Linked DNA regions of Homo sapiens: region 2 is linked to region 1. A link is an interaction called in ENCODE POLR2A ChIA-PET data of the cell type or tissue named here. Cell type or tissue: CD4-positive, alpha-beta T cell. All regions are shown on one strand. Each heading gives the region's core, and the rest is flanking DNA. Links, peaks and the distances in the headings are about the cores only. Region 1 overlaps PRDM4 (PR/SET domain 4). Region 2 overlaps ABTB3 (ankyrin repeat and BTB domain containing 3).

What was found. Peaks named below come from ENCODE experiments on the same cell type or tissue, not always from the same donor. Only the 100,000 strongest peaks of a DNase experiment are listed, where the experiment ranks them.
Region 2: POLR2A ChIA-PET joins it to region 1 with 6 read pairs; 2 of 35 experiments call an interaction of 5 or more read pairs at or near these places.

Annotation. Positions count from the first base shown.
Region 1 is chr12:107,725,989-107,737,655 of GRCh38, reverse strand. It overlaps PRDM4 (PR/SET domain 4), which reads left to right. Exons shown (of 12, transcript NM_012406.4): 12 at 3,134-4,785. The coding sequence ends at 3,446. It overlaps PRDM4-AS1 (PRDM4 antisense RNA 1), which reads right to left and starts at 1,101. Exons shown (of 5, transcript NR_120474.1): 1 at 709-1,101. In CD4-positive, alpha-beta T cell, for the core only: no CTCF peak of the experiment used is centred there; no DNase peak of the experiment used is centred there.
Region 2 is chr12:107,367,125-107,372,124 of GRCh38, reverse strand. The region is part of intron 1 of ABTB3 (ankyrin repeat and BTB domain containing 3); the gene reads right to left. Among named protein-coding and RNA genes, the nearest start is that of ABTB3, 51 kb to the right of the region's middle. In CD4-positive, alpha-beta T cell, for the core only: no CTCF peak of the experiment used is centred there; DNase peaks (open chromatin) are centred at 2,224 and 2,924; H3K4me3 peaks cover 1,962 bases; H3K27ac peaks cover 3,519 bases.

The sequences.
Region 1 (11,667 bases), core at 3,992-8,991:
CCACATGCAAGATTGATTTCCACAATGTCTCTGGCAAGTGGATATATTGTTTCTTAAAGATCACACAATTATAGTTTGAGGAAAAGTTTTGCTTGAATCAAGTCGATATCAGCCTCTATCCTTTCATTTTACTTTTGCTTAACAAATGTGGATCTGGACTCCTTTTCAGGGTGAGAAGATATGGTAAGCCTCTTTGCCAAACTTTCATGGGATAGAAAGAAGGTTTTGGACTGTCAAAACTTAAAGCTGGTATAAGTCATTCTTATAAGAAGCACTGTTCCCTCAAAATGGTTTTGAATGAGGCTTTAGGCTTCCTATGGAGATCGTTGGTAAAATTTTCAGATGCTTGTATTTTTACTTTGGGGCATTTCAAAGTGGATATAGTAGTATTAGCAGTCTTTTTATTTATCTACTTAAAAAAAACAGCTACAGCCCTAATGCCAAATGCAAGAGGAGTTCCCCCCCTAGTGTCCCCCGAGAGTGGAAGGGTGGTGACAGAACCTGGCTTTGCCCTTCCTGTAAGAAAGAGGAAGTGAGCAGAAGAACAGTGATGTTTACTCCCCAGGTCATCTTGTCTCATGGCTTTAGATACCGTCATATGATTTATGTCTCCACCCTCATACACCTCACCATCACTCAGCGGCTCTGATGCTGGATGTTCGCTAGGCAACTTAAATCTTATGTGTCCAAAACTCAACCCAGTATTACCCCATGAATTTGATTTCCTCCAGTGCTGAGCAGCTCATTAAATGGCACCACCATTATTCACCTCAATGGTCAAGCCAAACACCTTGAAGTAATTCTCAACTCAGTTTTTCCTTCCTTCCTTCATTCAACTAACACCTTGTCCAGACCACCAGCTTTTCTTCTATGGATGGCTTCAGTAGCCTCCCAGTTGATCTCCCTGCCACTACTTGCTGTTTCTCCTCATCTACTCCGCAACACAGATGAACACACATACACACAGTTTTCTGTCCGCAGTGCCAGAGCAATCCATTTCAAATATAAGTCAGATTGTGCCTGTCTCCACTCATACATCTCTGGTGGCTTTCCATCGTATTTGTGTTAAAAGCTTTTTACAGCAGTCAGAAGGCCCTTTATGATGTAATAGTACTTGGCTACCTCTCCCTTCACCTTTTCTTACTTTTCATATTCTGCTTTGGCCACTCTGACCCTCCCCTTGCTACTCCTTGAGCATACTAAGCACATCCAGTCTCAGGGCCTCTGCCTTAGAAACTTCTCCCTCCAGATGCCTGCATGTCTTCTTCCCTCCATTCAGGTTTCTGCTCAAATGTTATCTCCTCAGGAGGGCCTTCCTTGACTATCTTATCTAAAATAGGACCCCTTCACTTTTACCTGGCTTCGTGTGTTTTCGTAGTCTTTATTGCTATATGATACCACGTTACACATTTGTTTATGCTATAATCTGTCCACTTAGAATGTAAGCTTCATGAAAGCAGGGACTTAGTTTACCCACATCCTATAGCCCTAGCATCTAGAACAGTGCCTGGCATAATTAGACACAGTAAATATGTGTTGAATAAACATCTAAAAACCATCAGAGTAGAAGATGAAAAGTCAGACTTTTGGTAGGGGTTTTGTTGTGGCCTTGGGCAAGTTCCTTAGTAGTTTTTATGCACATGATGTTTCCCATCTGCAGAATTAAGAGGTTGGATTAGATTGGTGGTTTTAAAACTGCTCCAGGGAATTCTAAGGGTTCTTCAGTGCCATCTGTTGCTAGAAGAGGATGAGAGAAATGCTAAGGAAGCCAGGCTTCAGAACGCCCGACTGCACCCTCTCACTCCTTCCAGGATTTTATTAATAACCTGCTTTAACTGTTTCATATTGGGCTTTCATAAAGACATGGGGTTCAGCTACTCAAAAAAAAAAAAAAAGCTAAAAAATTCCTGGTCTGTGTGATCTCTAAGGTTCTTTTCAGCTCTGAAATGTCTAGGCCAGGGTTACTCAAACCTTGACATTATTGACATTTTGACCGGGTTAATTTTTTGTTGTGGGGCTGCCCTGTGCATTGTAGAATGGTTAGCAGCATCCTTGGCCTTTTCCTACTAGATACTAATTATACCACCCCTCCCCAGTATAACAATCAGAAAGGACTCCAGACATTGCCAAATGTCCCCATAGAGGCAGTCGCCCCTACTTGAGAACCACTAGTCTAAGAAAAGGACAGAAAAATGGTAATTCCATAAAAGTGGCATCCAGGGAATACAAATAACGGTGTAATGAGATACCATTATGTACTGGCTAATTGGCAGACATTTTCAAATTTGAGTCTTCCAGTTGAGAATATGGGACAACCAGAACCGTCAATGATGGATGTGTATATTGAAACAACTACATTGGAAAACCGTTTGTCATTATCTTGTAAAGTTGAAGATGTGCATATCCTTTGATTTAGCTATATAGTTCTTGGGTATGTGCCCTAGAGAAACATGTATTGCAGAGCACCATACAAGTATAAAAATGTTCAAATGCCAGGTACAGTGGCATGCACCTGTAGTCCCAGGTACTTGGGAGGCTGAGGCGGACAGATCACTTGAGCCCAGGAGTTCAAGGCTGTAGTGCATGATGATCACACCTGTGAATAGCCATTGCACTCCAGTCTGGGCAACATGGTGGGACCCTGTCTCTAAAAAATAATAATAAAAATTTAAAAAAATTTAAAAACGTTCTAGCACTTTTGCTTGTGATAATAAAAAACTGGAAACCACCAAAACATTCATTAGCTAGAGACAAATCCAGTACCATAGATAAGTTGTGGTGTATTTGTATATTTGTAAATAGTATACAGCAGTGGAAGGGAACAAACAACTGATACAGCAGCTTGAATGAATTTTATGAGCATCATACTGAGAGAATGCAGCAAGACAAAAGAAATACATATAGAATTTACATAGAATTTGAGAATTTACATAGTATTCTAAAACAGGAAAAATGAGCCTACACTGTTTTAAACTATACATGTTTTATGAGTCTTCTGTATATCACCTATGCAAAAGCCTGATTCAGAAGGATAGAGCTGCTCTGACAAAGGCCTGCGGCTATGAAGAATAAGTGTTGCCTCAGTTGTTATTTGTAACCCCAAATCAAATGTTTTTTCTTGTGTTCCTCTTAGAGAACGCCAGATCAAGTGTCCCAAGTGTGATAAGCTGTTCTTGAGAACAAATCACTTAAAGAAGCATCTCAATTCTCATGAAGGAAAACGGGATTATGTCTGTGAAAAATGTACAAAGGCTTATCTAACCAAATACCATCTCACCCGCCACCTGAAAACCTGCAAAGGGCCCACCTCCAGTTCGTCAGCACCAGAGGAGGAAGAAGAGGATGACTCAGAAGAGGAAGATCTAGCAGACTCTGTGGGGACAGAAGACTGTAGGATTAACAGTGCTGTGTATTCAGCGGATGAGTCTCTTTCTGCACATAAATAAAAGGAAAAGAAACAAGCAATTTTGGATGAAAATGCAAATGGAAAAATACACATAACCAGTTATCTACTATAATGGTTTTTATATAAAATGGTTCCTGATTTATTTTCAGCCAGTAATCAAAACAGACTGGGAATGAATAAAGCACTTACAGAAGAGTATCCTAATGAAAACACTTTAAAACAGATTGGGAAAACTGAGCATGTGTCCTGTTTTAAGTGGTGGACTGGGAGGGAAGTGTCAACTTCTGAGGTCTTTATTTACATGATAATCTGGGAGATGCATTTATGCCTGAATCAAAGCTGCCTTCTGCTCAAACAAATCAGATTTATTTCACATTCTTCCATTATTCCATTTTCCTGCTGGTCCTGTGACTTGGTAACATTCTAAACGGTCCTTGCCCCATAGCCATCCTGATTGCTGATAGTGTTTTATGCAGACTCTTGTGACTTATACTCACCACAGAATGGATTGGGACACAGCAGCATAAGTGTGCTACTTGGCAGCTAGTAAGTTTAAAGCAGGACCTGCCTTAACTGCTCCTGGCCACTTGGAAGTTTAGGGTAGATCTTGTTTTCCAAAGTTTCGGCAGGTGCCTGGAGGGCAAATAAAAAAGCAGCAGTCAGTCAGTAGTCAGTGATGGAGAGAACAAGAGGAGAGATGCCTGGCCTCTGCCCAAGAAATTAGCTTTGATGGAAGCCTGAGCAAGTCACCTGGTTATTGTAACGTGGAGATCTTTGTAGGTTTAGACATGGCTCCCTGTCTCCAGTAAACATCCAGCCATTCAGACAAAGGGGGCCTGGAGATACAGAGAGCCCAAATAATGCCTGCTGGATTGTCTCCTGATGAGTACATGTGGACTCACCTGAGGAAGGGAAGGAAGGGAATAATCTTTTATGTTTCATTTACCTTATGAAAAGTGTTAAAACATTGCCAACTCAAAATAACATTATTTAATGCATGTGCAAAGTTAGGTCTTCCCAGTTGTCTCAGTGCTGAGGAACCTCATCAGAGAAGCATGGAAGATGCCAAAGGATTTTTGGAAGGTAAAGAAGGCTGAATAGTGACCACATGGGCCTGTTTTCAGGGTCCCAGCTTAGTTAAGTCACCCATGCACCTGGTCATTGTGTCTCCCATGCACATCCAGCGTTTCTCAGAAGCAGACCCACCCTTAAGTTGACAGGATTGATGGAACATGCTCTCCTGCTCAAGGCACAACCTCTGGGCTGGAGTAGAGGACTCTGGTGGGAAGGTTTTGCTGCTAATGTATTTATGGAATGAATGTATTTCATTCAAATCTGTATTCCTCTAGGAAGGATTAAAATTAAACTTTTTTAAAATACAGGATTCCTCTGGTAGTCTCATTTCATGGAGGAAGGAGATGAGTGAGTCTTCTAGGGAAAGTCAAGTACAATTTGAATCTTTCTGAGGTTAGAAGAAGAGAGCATTTCTAGAGTATTTTAGCTTTTGAGATCATATTCTTATTGTTTCTGCTGTTAGTACTTAAGACAAACTGCTTCCTGTGCTTCCAACCCTCTTCTGCCCTGTTCCTGCCTAAGGTATGCCTTTACTCTGTTACCTCCTTGGAGAAATGTGGCAGGTCTGCAGTGGAGGGTTGGGGGATGTGTTGCGGATGGTTAGGGTTGGCTGCTGACACTGGGTCGTGACGCCTCCCTCAGGGCAGCTCTGGTTCCTAGGGCAGCTTCAAACTCAGCATTTTGCCAAAGGCATCCAGCTGGCTGGTTCCCCCATACCCAGGAAACCACTGGTACTGGGACTCTAAGCTCCCTTTCTTCCTTTATCTCAGTAGCACACACTGGGTTCACTTCCTTCATTCCCAAGACTGAAATGATGCCCAAGATAGTTACGCCTAGTGTCAGAGGAACACAAACAGCAGAGGAAGCTTGGAAACCTTTTTAGTGAAGTTGTAGCTGTTAGTGCTTAGTATTTACAACTGTCTCTCCATTTTTTTACCTCTTAATTTTAAATTCTAAGTCATTTTCACAAGATGAATAAATAAGTAAGTGCCCTTTGACATGAATGTTTTCAGCCTTTTCTGCCCATTTTGGGTGGCCTTGCTGCTGTTGAGTAAATGGTCACGGTGAGAGGCAGGATGTGTATGTAGGCTCTGGAGCCCTGCAGAATGTTCTCTAGTGTGGGCTTTGCTGTGTGATGAAGGTTTGTAACCTTGGCCAAGTTATGTAAGCTCTCTATGCCTCTTCCCTTAACTGTAAATGGAGAGTATTAAGAGCGCCGCTTCATTATACTGTTTAGATGTTAAGTTCATACGTGTCAGTGGCTCCCACAGTGCTCAACATAAACAGTAGCTGATATTCTTTAGTTTCCCATTAGTCTACATTTTTCATTTTAACATAGGTTTCTACACTAAAAAAAATTGACATATAGAATATCCAAGAAGCTCTAGATTTTAGTAATATAAATAAAACTGGAATAATTTGAGTTTTCAAGGCCAAAGCCTATAAACTAGTTCAGAGTATTCTTGCAGCTCACTGTATGCTTGGCATTTCCTTCTCAAAAAGGTCAGTGGCTCATAATCCTGGCATTTTTGTTGTGCTGAGATTCTCAGAGGGCAAAGAGGTAACAGGAAGTAGAGTCTTCGTCAGCCTTTTCACGCTTGACCTGTGTCCCCGCTTTCTAGTAAACACTCCTTTACCTGTGTCTCAAGAAGCATAAACATGCCAGAGGCTGTCAGCACCTCATCAAGTATGTAAACTTGATGATCTGATCACCAAACTTGGAGGCACACACTAAGGAATGACATATCTCCATATACACAAGTGATTATGGTCTGTTACAGGTGAACACACCGCCCCCTGCCAACACCACCAGATTCATATGGTGAAGTCCTAACCTCCAGTAATCTCAAAATGTGATTGTAGTTGGAGATACGGTTTTTAAAGAAGGAATTAAGTTAAAATGAAGTCCTTAAGTTAGGACCTAACCCAATATGACTGGTGTTCTTAGAAAAAGAAAATTTGGACAAAGCCTTATACAGAGGGAAGATGATGTGAAAACAGGGAGAAGACATTTCCAAGCCCAAGGAAAGAGGCCTGGAACAGGTCCTTCCCTCACAGCCCTCTGAACAGTCCTGCCATTGCTTTGATCTCAGACTTCCAGCCTCCAGAACTGGGAAACAATACATTTCTGTTTAGTCTTCCCGGTCCATGGCAATTTGTTGTGGCAGCCCTGGCAAACTAAACAGTCTAACCAGATATACGTTCTTGATAATGATTGCTTAAAGGGGAGCAGCTTCCAGTATAGTGACTTCAGTTTAACCCCAGCTTTACAGATTAGCATGAGCAATATAAAGGCAGGCACCATTTCTAGTGGTGTATATTGCCGCCAGCAAATTTCCCTACTACTGAAAGGGGTGAAACCACTCCTTAACAGCTTTTTTGCTCCTTAGCTTTTCTTGCATATGCACACTGAGGATCATTAGGCACTCAGGCCTGTGTAGTCCTCAGACAAGGAGAGTGGTCTTTTCAAAAACCATTTATTAAGTGCTGGTACACTTTAAGGCATTGTAGGGGGAACAGAAAAATAACTAGGGCTCTGCTCCTGCCTTTGGATACAGGTGATCTGCCTGCCTCCGCTTTCCAAAGTGCTGGGATTACAGGCATGCGCCACCGTGCCTGGCCCAGGCTACAAGTCTTTAAAGGAAATCACATAAACTCTAAACTATTCCATTTAGACAATGCATATTTATATCCACAAGTTAGGGAGCACATGGAAAGCATGCTTTGTTCTTTGTGTTTTCTGCCCCCAGCACCTGCCTCCTCACCCTGCAGCACATCTTGTGCTGCTACATACTTGCTGAGGCTCAGGCTGGGCATGGGCTTTGGGGTTGGGCAAGCATCAAGATCAGTTTAGGGCCAGATTTGGGAAAGAAAAATCACCTAAGGTGAAAGTCACTTACTTTGGGAAATTTTACTTCTTGAATGATCTGTTAATTGGTTAATAGACACAACTTCTGGCCCCTCTTAGCTAGCACTGCCTAGGACCTTGTGACACATTTGCTTGCAAATATGCTTTCTAGTGGTAGTACATTTTAATTTATAGTTTTACTCCTCATAGGGCATTATAAAAGTAGGCTTTACCCTCAGTTGTCTAGATGTTGAAAATGAAGTTCAGAAAAATTACACTTTTCACACCTGTAATCCCAGCACTTTGGGAGGCAGGTGGATCACTTGAAGTCAGGAGTTCCAGACCAGCCTGGCCAACATGGTGAAACCCTGTCTCTACTAAAAATACAAAAATTAGCTGGGCATGGTGGTGGGAGCCTGTAAATTCCAGCTACTCAGGAGGCTGAGGCAGGAGAATCACTTGAACCCAGCAGGCGGAGGTTGCAATGAGCCAAGATTGTGACACTGCACTCCAGCCTGGGCAACAAAGCAAGGCTCTATCTCAAAAAAAACAAAAAAAAAAAACCAGTTTGTTGCATTTCATATTCACTGATTGGCTGCCTGGGAGCACTTTTTAAAAATGCCTGTATTTCTCTTCCAGGGCTCTCTTCCATGTTAATCTACGTGAAACATTATTTAGACGCTGCTGTTGTTCTGACACACCTCATTTCAGGATGCATCACACTGCTGCTTACACTTAGTTGCATATTTGCACTGGGGTTGTGGAATCTGTTTTTTATAAGCATAGAACACCTTTGTGGGTCATTGCTCTTAGTTGATTAGAGCCAACTACCACTCAGTTATGACAAGTGAATTATTCAAAAGCATGTGAGATGACATAATATTCTGTTAAGGGACTTATTCAAGATGCCTGACCCAGATGTGCTGTAGCAAAAAGAAAGGGAGCCAGGCTACGTTGCATCTAAAATTCCCACCGTGCCAGTGTGCAAATAGTATGTTTCATAGCAAGAGAAAAGCAGGATGGTCTATTCATCCAGCATTGTTTGTTTCTTTGGGAAAGGAACACGTTAGACTTTAAGGGCTGGAGAAGTGTGTATTTAAGGAAAAGCAATGGCTTGTGACCAGGAAATTTGATTTTAAGCTGAGAAGTAACCATTCGAAAGAAAGGAAGAGAACTCGAGTAACTTAAGTAAGTTTATTATAAGTTAAGTGCTTTAACTTCACAATAACAACCTTGTAGGGTAGGTTTTAATATCTTTGTTTTACCGAGGCCACAGAATGTCCCAGAAGTTAATGCAGTTACTGAAGTGTGAGATTGGAAAGTAAGGCCTCCTAGCTCTGCATTCGATGCTTTTTCTACTGTATTCTGTGGCATAGAGTTATTAGCATGATTACGGAAAAGTCATCTAGCTTGGGTGGCTCAGTACTCTCATTTTGGTGGTTGATAATAATCAAGTTTTTTAAATTGATTAGTAAGACTTGAGAAATGCCCTGAGACTATGTATGTATGGTTGCTTGCTATGAATGCTGGGAAAAGACATTCTGAATATATCAAGTGGTAAGGCATCCCAGTTAGCTAGATTTTTGTAACACAAAAAGCAAAATCCTATTACTTCATACTAAATCTAACAAGGGGTTGGGCACGGTGGCTCACACCTGTAATCCCAGCAATTTGGGAGGCCGAGGCGGGTGGATTTCTTGAGGCCAGGATTTCAAGATCGGCTTGGCCAACATGGTGAAACCCCATCTCTACTAAAAATACAAAAATTAGCCAGGTGTGGTGGCATATGCCTGTAATCCAGCTAGTCAGGAGGCTGAGGCAGGAGAATCGCTGAAGCCCAGGAAGTGGAGGCTCCAGTGAGCCAAGACCACTCCACTGCACTCCAGTCTGGGCAAGGCAACGAGACTGCGTTTGAAAAAGAAAAAAAAAAATCTAATGAGGGAGACTACTAAATAAGTAATTACAAAATTTTAAAAGGAGTAAGACAAATTACATTCTAACACAGCAGGGGTATCTTATGCAGGCTACAGAGATGAGGGGAGGCTTCTCAAAGGAAATGACACTTTTTTTTTAAATTATACTTTTAAGTTCTAGGGTACATGTGCACAACGTGCAGGTTTGTTACATATGTATACATGTGCCATGTTGGTGTGCTGCACCCATTAACTTGTCATTTACATTAGGTATATCTACTAATGCTATCCCTCCCCCCTCCCCCCACCCCATGACAGGCCCTGGTGTGTGATGTTCCCCTTCCTGTGTCCAAGTGTTCTCATTGTTCAGTTCCCATCTATGAGTGAGAACATGCAGTGTTTGGTTTTCTGTCCTTGTGATAGTTTGCTGAGAATGATGATTTGCATCTTCATCCATGTCCCTACAAAGGACAGGAACTCACCCTTTTTTATGGCTGCATAGTATTCCATGGTGTATATGTGCCACATTTTCTTAATCTAGTCTATCATTGATGGACATTTGGGTTGGTTCCAAGTCTTTGCTATTGTGAATAGTGCTGCAATAAACATACGTGTGCATGTGTCTTTATAGCAGCATGATTTATAATCCTTTGGGTATATACCCAGTAATGGGATGGCTGGGTCAAATGGTATTTTTAGTTCTAGATCCTTGAGGAATCACCACACTGTCTTCCACAATGGTTGAACTAGTTTACAGTCCCACCAACAGTGTAAAAGTGTTCCTATTTCTCCACATCCTGTCCAGCACCTGTTGTTTCCTGACGTTTTAATGATCACCATTCTCACTGGTGTGAGATGGTATCTCATTGTGGTTTTGATTTGCATTTCTCTGATGGCCAGTGATGATATTTTTTCATGTGTTTGTTGGCTGCATAAATGTCTTCTTTTTAGAAGTGTCTGTTCATATCCTTTGCCCACTTGTTGATGGGGTTGTTTGTTTTTTTCTTGTAAATTTGTTTGAGTTCATTGTAGAGTCTGGATATTAGCCCTTTGTCAGATGAGTAGATTGCAGAAACTTTTTCCCATTCTGTAGGTTGCCTGTTCACTCTGATGGTAGTTTCTTTTGCTGTGCAAAAGCTCTTTAGTTTAATTAGATCCCATTTGCCAATTTTGGCTTTTGTTGCCATTGCTTTTGGTGTTTTAGACATGAAGTCCTTGCCCATGCCTATGTCCTGAATGGTATTGCCTAGGTTTTATTCTAGGATTTTTGTGGTTTTATGTCTAACATTTAAGTCTTTAATCCATCTGGAATTAATTTTTGTATAAGCTGTAAGGAAGGGACCCAGTTTCAGCTTTCTACATATGGCTAGCTAGTTTTCCCAGCACCATTTATTAAATAGGGAATCCTTTCCCCATTTCTTGTTTTTGTCAGGTTTGTCAAAGATCAGATGGTTGTAGATGTGTGGTATTATTTCTGAGGGCTCTGTTCTGTTCCATTGGTCTATATCTCTGTTTTGGTGTCAGTACCATGCTGTTTTGGTTACTGTAGCCTTGTAGTATAGTTTGAAGTCAGGTAGCATGATGCCTCCACCTTTGTTCTTTTGGCTTAGGATTGACTTGGCAATGTGGGCTCTTTTTTGGTTCTATAGGAACTTTAAAGTAGTTGTTTCCAATTCTGTGAAGAAAGTCATTGGTAGCTTGATGGGGATGGCATTGAATCTATAAATTACCTTGGGCAGTAACGCCGTGTTCACGATATTGATTCTTCCTATCCTTGAGCATGGAATGTTCTTCCATTTGTTTGTGTCCTCTTTTATTTCGTTGAGCAGTGGTTTGTAGTTCTCCTTGAAGAGGTCCTTCACATCCCTTGTAAGTTGGATTCCTAGGTATTTTATTCTCTTTGAAGCAGCTGTGAATGGGAGTTCACTCATGATTTGGCTCTCTGTCTATTATTGGTGTATAAGAATGCTTGTGATTTTTGCACATTGATTTTGTATCCTGAGACTTTGCTGAAGTTGCTTATCAGCTTAAGGAGATTCTGGGCTGAGACAGTGGGGTTTTCTAGATATACAATCATGTCATCTGCAAACAGGGACAATTTGACTTCCTCTTTTCCTAATTGAATACCCTTTATTTCTTTCTCCTGCCTGATTGCCCTGGCCAGAACTTCCAACACTGTGTTGAATAGGAGTGGTGAGAGAGGGCATCCCTGTCTTGTGCCAGTTTTCAAAGGGAGTGCTTCCAGTTTTTGCCCATTCAGTATGATATTGTCTGTGGGTTTGTCATAAATAGCTCTTATTATTTTGAGATATGTCCCATCAATACCTAATTTACTGAGAGTTTTTAGCATGAAGGGCTATTGAATTTTGTCAAAGGCCTTTTCTGCATCTATTGAGATAATCATGTGGTTTTTGTCTTTGGTTCTG
Region 2 (5,000 bases), core at 1-5,000, 360 kb after region 1:
ACAGATTCTTCTCTCAAGCAACTTACAGAAAATATATCTTCACTTTTTCAGATATAGGTCTTCACTTTTTTATGAAGTGAAGATACTTTGTCATATAAGGTACAAAGTACCAAATAGAATGAACACAGAACTATGAAGAAGACCAGATGAGTACCTACAGGACAGGAGAGCAAACAGTTTACATCTCACATGCCGATTCTCATCAGTAGCAGCTGCCTAGAACTGTGTTGAGAAGGATCCTGAAGTCCCATCTGAGTTCAGTGAGAAAAAGTGCTGTGCTTAATTAGTTATGTCTGCCATGATCACAGAACCCAAGTGGCAGAAGTACCAAGTATCTTTGCCATCCAAGCTGAAATGGAGATCAAATAAGTGGAAATGGATCTTGAAGAGTGAATTATGGCCTTCCTCTTCACATTTAACATAAAAATATAGCAAGTATACTGCACTATTAGGATGGAAATGGAGGAGGAGTAAAAAACTCAATTTCATAATCTATCTTGAGCGTACACTTATTTACCTCCTTAACTCCAGGAGTATTTAAGAAATGAGAGGGAAAAGCAACGAATCCTCTGCTAGTAAAGGAATAACTACAAAAGTCTAGGCCAGACTTTACTGCTTAAAATCAGAGGGCAACTGGCTCTGAAACGAGGCCAGCTCTGGGCATCTGGACTGAGTGCCCCTCCCCAACCCACCTCCATACTTCTCCCCTAAAGCTTCGTAGAAGCCTGGCAGGACAGCAGCTTAGTCTCATCCTAGAACAAGATTTGCCAGTCAAATCCTTCCTTCCCAGGGACTAGACAGACAGTGTGAGGCTGTTTAGCAACAGGTTTGGGGCAGATTTCCTAAATCTCCTTTCTCTCCAATCCGTCAGCCTGGCAGAAGCAACCTAGAGATGGGATTTAGTCTCATTCTGACACAGCACAGTTCCAGAATGATCTCCCTGCTTGCTACTCAAGCCGGAATCAAGCCAGAGCCTACATACAGGTCCCAGGATCCAGAGAGGAATGAAATTGCTTTATTAATATCATAAGGTTGGGGGGAAGGGAAGCATGTTCTGATGGGCTATGCCAGCAGTAAGTAGTTCAAAACACAATCCAAAGGGAGGAGGAGAAGGGGGGTGGGTCAGGACAATGCCCGCTGAGATAAACGCCCTCTGAGGGCTGCCGTATAGTAGGAGGTGGTCACCCTTCTTGGAAGGTGATAGCCTTTCTTGGCCAGTGTGCTGGGTCGAAAACAACTTTTGGATCCTCCTGCCTACCCTGACAGCCCTTCAAGGCTCAGCAAAGGTATCAGCACAGAGCCACAACCAAGGGATCAAAAGCTTAAGTCACAAAACTGTAAAAAAAAAAAAAAAAAAAAAAAAAAAATCCCTTTTTTGATAGGCAGCCAAAGAAGCACCTTCACAGAGCTGGCTTTGCATGGCCTTTCAACCAAACTATTTCCAGCAGCACAGGCTCAGCAGCCCCACCAGGCCACCCAGTCCAGAGCACGGCTGCAACACTTCCCATGCTTCCCTCAAGCCTGTGACCCAGAGACCATGCTTTGTCTTGATTTTTATCTATTTTTTCAGGGGAAAGGGCTGAGAGAGGAAGGGGAGCCAGGCAGAAATACTGTGTTCCTAAAGCCCATGTGAAGAAATGCCCAGGCAAGAGCCACACTCTGAGGACTCGTCCAACATTCCCGGCTAAGCATCTACATCTACCTTTGTCTCCAAGCCTGTGGGGCTGATTGGCTGACTTTGGAAGAAGAGAAAGTGTGTGTCCCTGGAAACCTCTGCAGTGCCAATGGAAGTGTGCTCATTGGTGGGAAGGTCAACGGGAAGCTTCCACGAACCGACATGGGCCACCATGGGGATACACAGAAGGAACGAAAGAACTGAGGAGAAGTCATCCATTAGCAGGCGAGAACAAGAGGCAGTGACATTTGAGGGATCAGGAATAATGTGTTCCCAATTTATACCTACCTTGGTGAGGCCTGGGGAAAACCACTTACTGTTAGAGTTTTTGTCTGGTGACAATGATCAAAGGGAAAATAACGTTTACTGAAAGCTATGCTTTTACATATATTCTAGCATTTAACTCTTACAGAATTCCTAGGCGATACATATCATCATCGCTGTTTAATAGATGTAGAAACGGAGGCTCAGAGAGGTTGAGGGAGTAGTTCAAGTTCACGTGGCTGTAAGTGGTGGAGCCAGGAACAAGCCTGGGTTCCTCTGACCCCAAGTTTAATGTTAGTTTCATTATGCCTCACCACCTCCCAGCATTACAGGAAATCATCAGGGCTCCCCTACTCAGAATACACCAGGCAAATTCTGCCAAACAAAACTCATTCTGTTTTATTTCTTGAACAATAAGGTGCAGAGAGCTCAGAAGAGAACAAAAGCTCAGAAAAAAAAAAAAAAAAAAAAAAAAAAACCATGTTTGGGCTGGGTATGGTGGCTCATGCCTGTAATCCCAGCACTTTGGGAGGCCAAGGAGGGTGGATCGTCTGAGGTCAGGAGTTCGAGACCAGCCTGACCAACATGGTGAAATCCTGTCTCTCTTAAAAATACAAAAAATTAGCTGGGTGTGGTGGTGGGTGCCTGTAATCCCAGCTACCCAGGAGGCTGGGGCAGGAGAATTGCTTGAACGTGGAAGGCAGAGGTTGCAGTGAGCCAAGATCACACCATTCACTCCAGCCGGGGTGACAAGAGCGAGACTCCATCTCAAAAAGAAAAAAAAAAAAAAAAACCCTTGTTTGAACCTGATTTATAATAAAGGTTGCATCTCATCTTGATGGGGAAAGGAATGGTTCTATAATGTCGAGAAAACTGGCTCACTAAATGAATTTGGATCCCTCTCAAACACAATATATGAAAGTAGACTCTAAGTGGATGAAAAACCTAAATGTGAAAGCAAAGTTACAAAGCTAACAGAAGAAAGTGAAACAATACCTTTGTGAACTTAGGGCATGGAAGGTCCTCTTAAATAAAATCCCCAAGGCACGAACCAAAAAGCAAAAAGAAAAAAAAGTTGGTAGATTTGATTACATCAAAATTAGGGCTTCTGTTCAACAAAAGACACTGTGAACAAAGTTAACAGAGAGGTGGCAGAGTGGAAAGTGATATTTACAATGTCTAAACCCAACAAAGAATTAACATCTAACTACATATGTAACTCCTATAAATCAATGAGAAAAGAAAGGAAATGCAATAGAAAAATGGTCTGTAGATATGAATAGGCAGGTCACAGAAGTGGAAACCAGAATAGTCAACAGGCAGATGAAAAGATGCTCAAATTCGTTAGTAATAAGATAAATGAAAATGAAAGTAACAATAGATTCCACATTATACTCAACAGATTTACAAAATTACAATGTTGAGTAATATTGATTGTTAAACAGGATATGGGTAAATGGGAACCCCTCCGCGCCACTGGTGGGGGTCTAGACTGGCATAGCAGTTCCAGAGACTCACCTGGTACTGATTATCGAAACCAAGTTTGTATAAACCCTGTGACCCGACCAACCCACTCCTGAGTATAGATACTTGCATGGGGTCCATATGGGAACAAGTGAAAGGAGATTGTTCCCATAATGACAACATTATTGTTCACGGTACTGGGGAATTGGATGCAACTAGTTGCCCATCATTAAAGAATGGATAGACACAAAATATGATGGGTGCCAACTATGTGATAGTCATTACACAGTTCACCAAATATTTCCAGTGTCTCCGTCTCTTAGATTCATAGTAGGCTTGCAGTTCCCACTGCTTTTAAAGTGGAGAATGGCCATGTGACTTGTTTTGGCCACTTCTGGGCAGGCTTTAAAAATCAGTGTGCTATTTGTCACCTTCTGGACAGAGCCTTTAAGAGCCAGTGTGTGATTTGCTACTTGCTCATCTCTCTGCCGTGTTGAATGGTGGAGGCTCCATCAGCCTACGTCTCCAAAGCAAAACTCTTATTAACGGGATGGATATGTAGTGGAGCCAAGCAGTAAACCTGCATAATTTTAAGCTGCTAAGATTTTTGTGCTATTACCGCTGCATAACTTAGCCTATCTTGATGGAGTTAACTGTGCAGCTGTTAGAAATAATAAGCTAGATGTACAACCAACATGGATAGATATTGAGAACATAGGTGAAAATGGAAAGATCAGGACAAGCTCCTTTGTGCAATATCGTTTCTATAAATCAATAACACACACACAGAAAGCAATTTTACATGTTTTATAAAGACATGTACCTGTTCAAGAGCATATATTAAACGCCTTGGATGAGTACCTACAGGGGAGTGGAGATTATAGACAAAAAAGTGAAGAACTAAAATGAGAGAGAGAGGCCGGGAGTGGTGGCTCACCCCTGTAATCCCAGCACTTTGGAAGGCCAAGGCAGGCAGATTGCCCGAGCTCAGGAGTTCGAGACTGCCCTGGGCAACATGGTAAAATCCCGTCTCTACTAAAATACAAAAAATTAGCCAGGGTGGTGCCGTTCGCCTATAGTCCCAGCTACTCGGAGGCTGAGGCACGAGAATCGCTTGAGCTGGGAGGAGGCAGAGGTTGCAGTGAGCCGAAACTGCGCCACTGCACTCCAGCTTGGGCTACAGAGTGAGACTCTGTCTAAAATAAATAAATACATAAAAATAATAAAAATAAAATATTAATAAAATGAGAGAGAGAGCCCTTGCATAATGATAAAATTTCCGTGAACTTCTGAGTATGAATAATTCAACCCTCTGTTGAATCCAAGATCCAAAACAAAAAGGAAAGAGGAAAAAGTGTAAATCATTTTTCTTGGTTGACTTCAGTATGCATTTTAAACTCTTCATGCCAATCAGTCAAGCACAGAGTTTCCTTTTCCTCACCAAATTTTAATCAACTTGGATGGGTTTTCACTTCACAATCTCTATGGTTACCACCCCCTTGGTATGAAGGTATAGGCTCATACCCATTCACAGCAGCTACTGCCAATCTTCCACCTCACTGTGATCCGGGGAAGGCACCTTCCAATAAAGGACAAA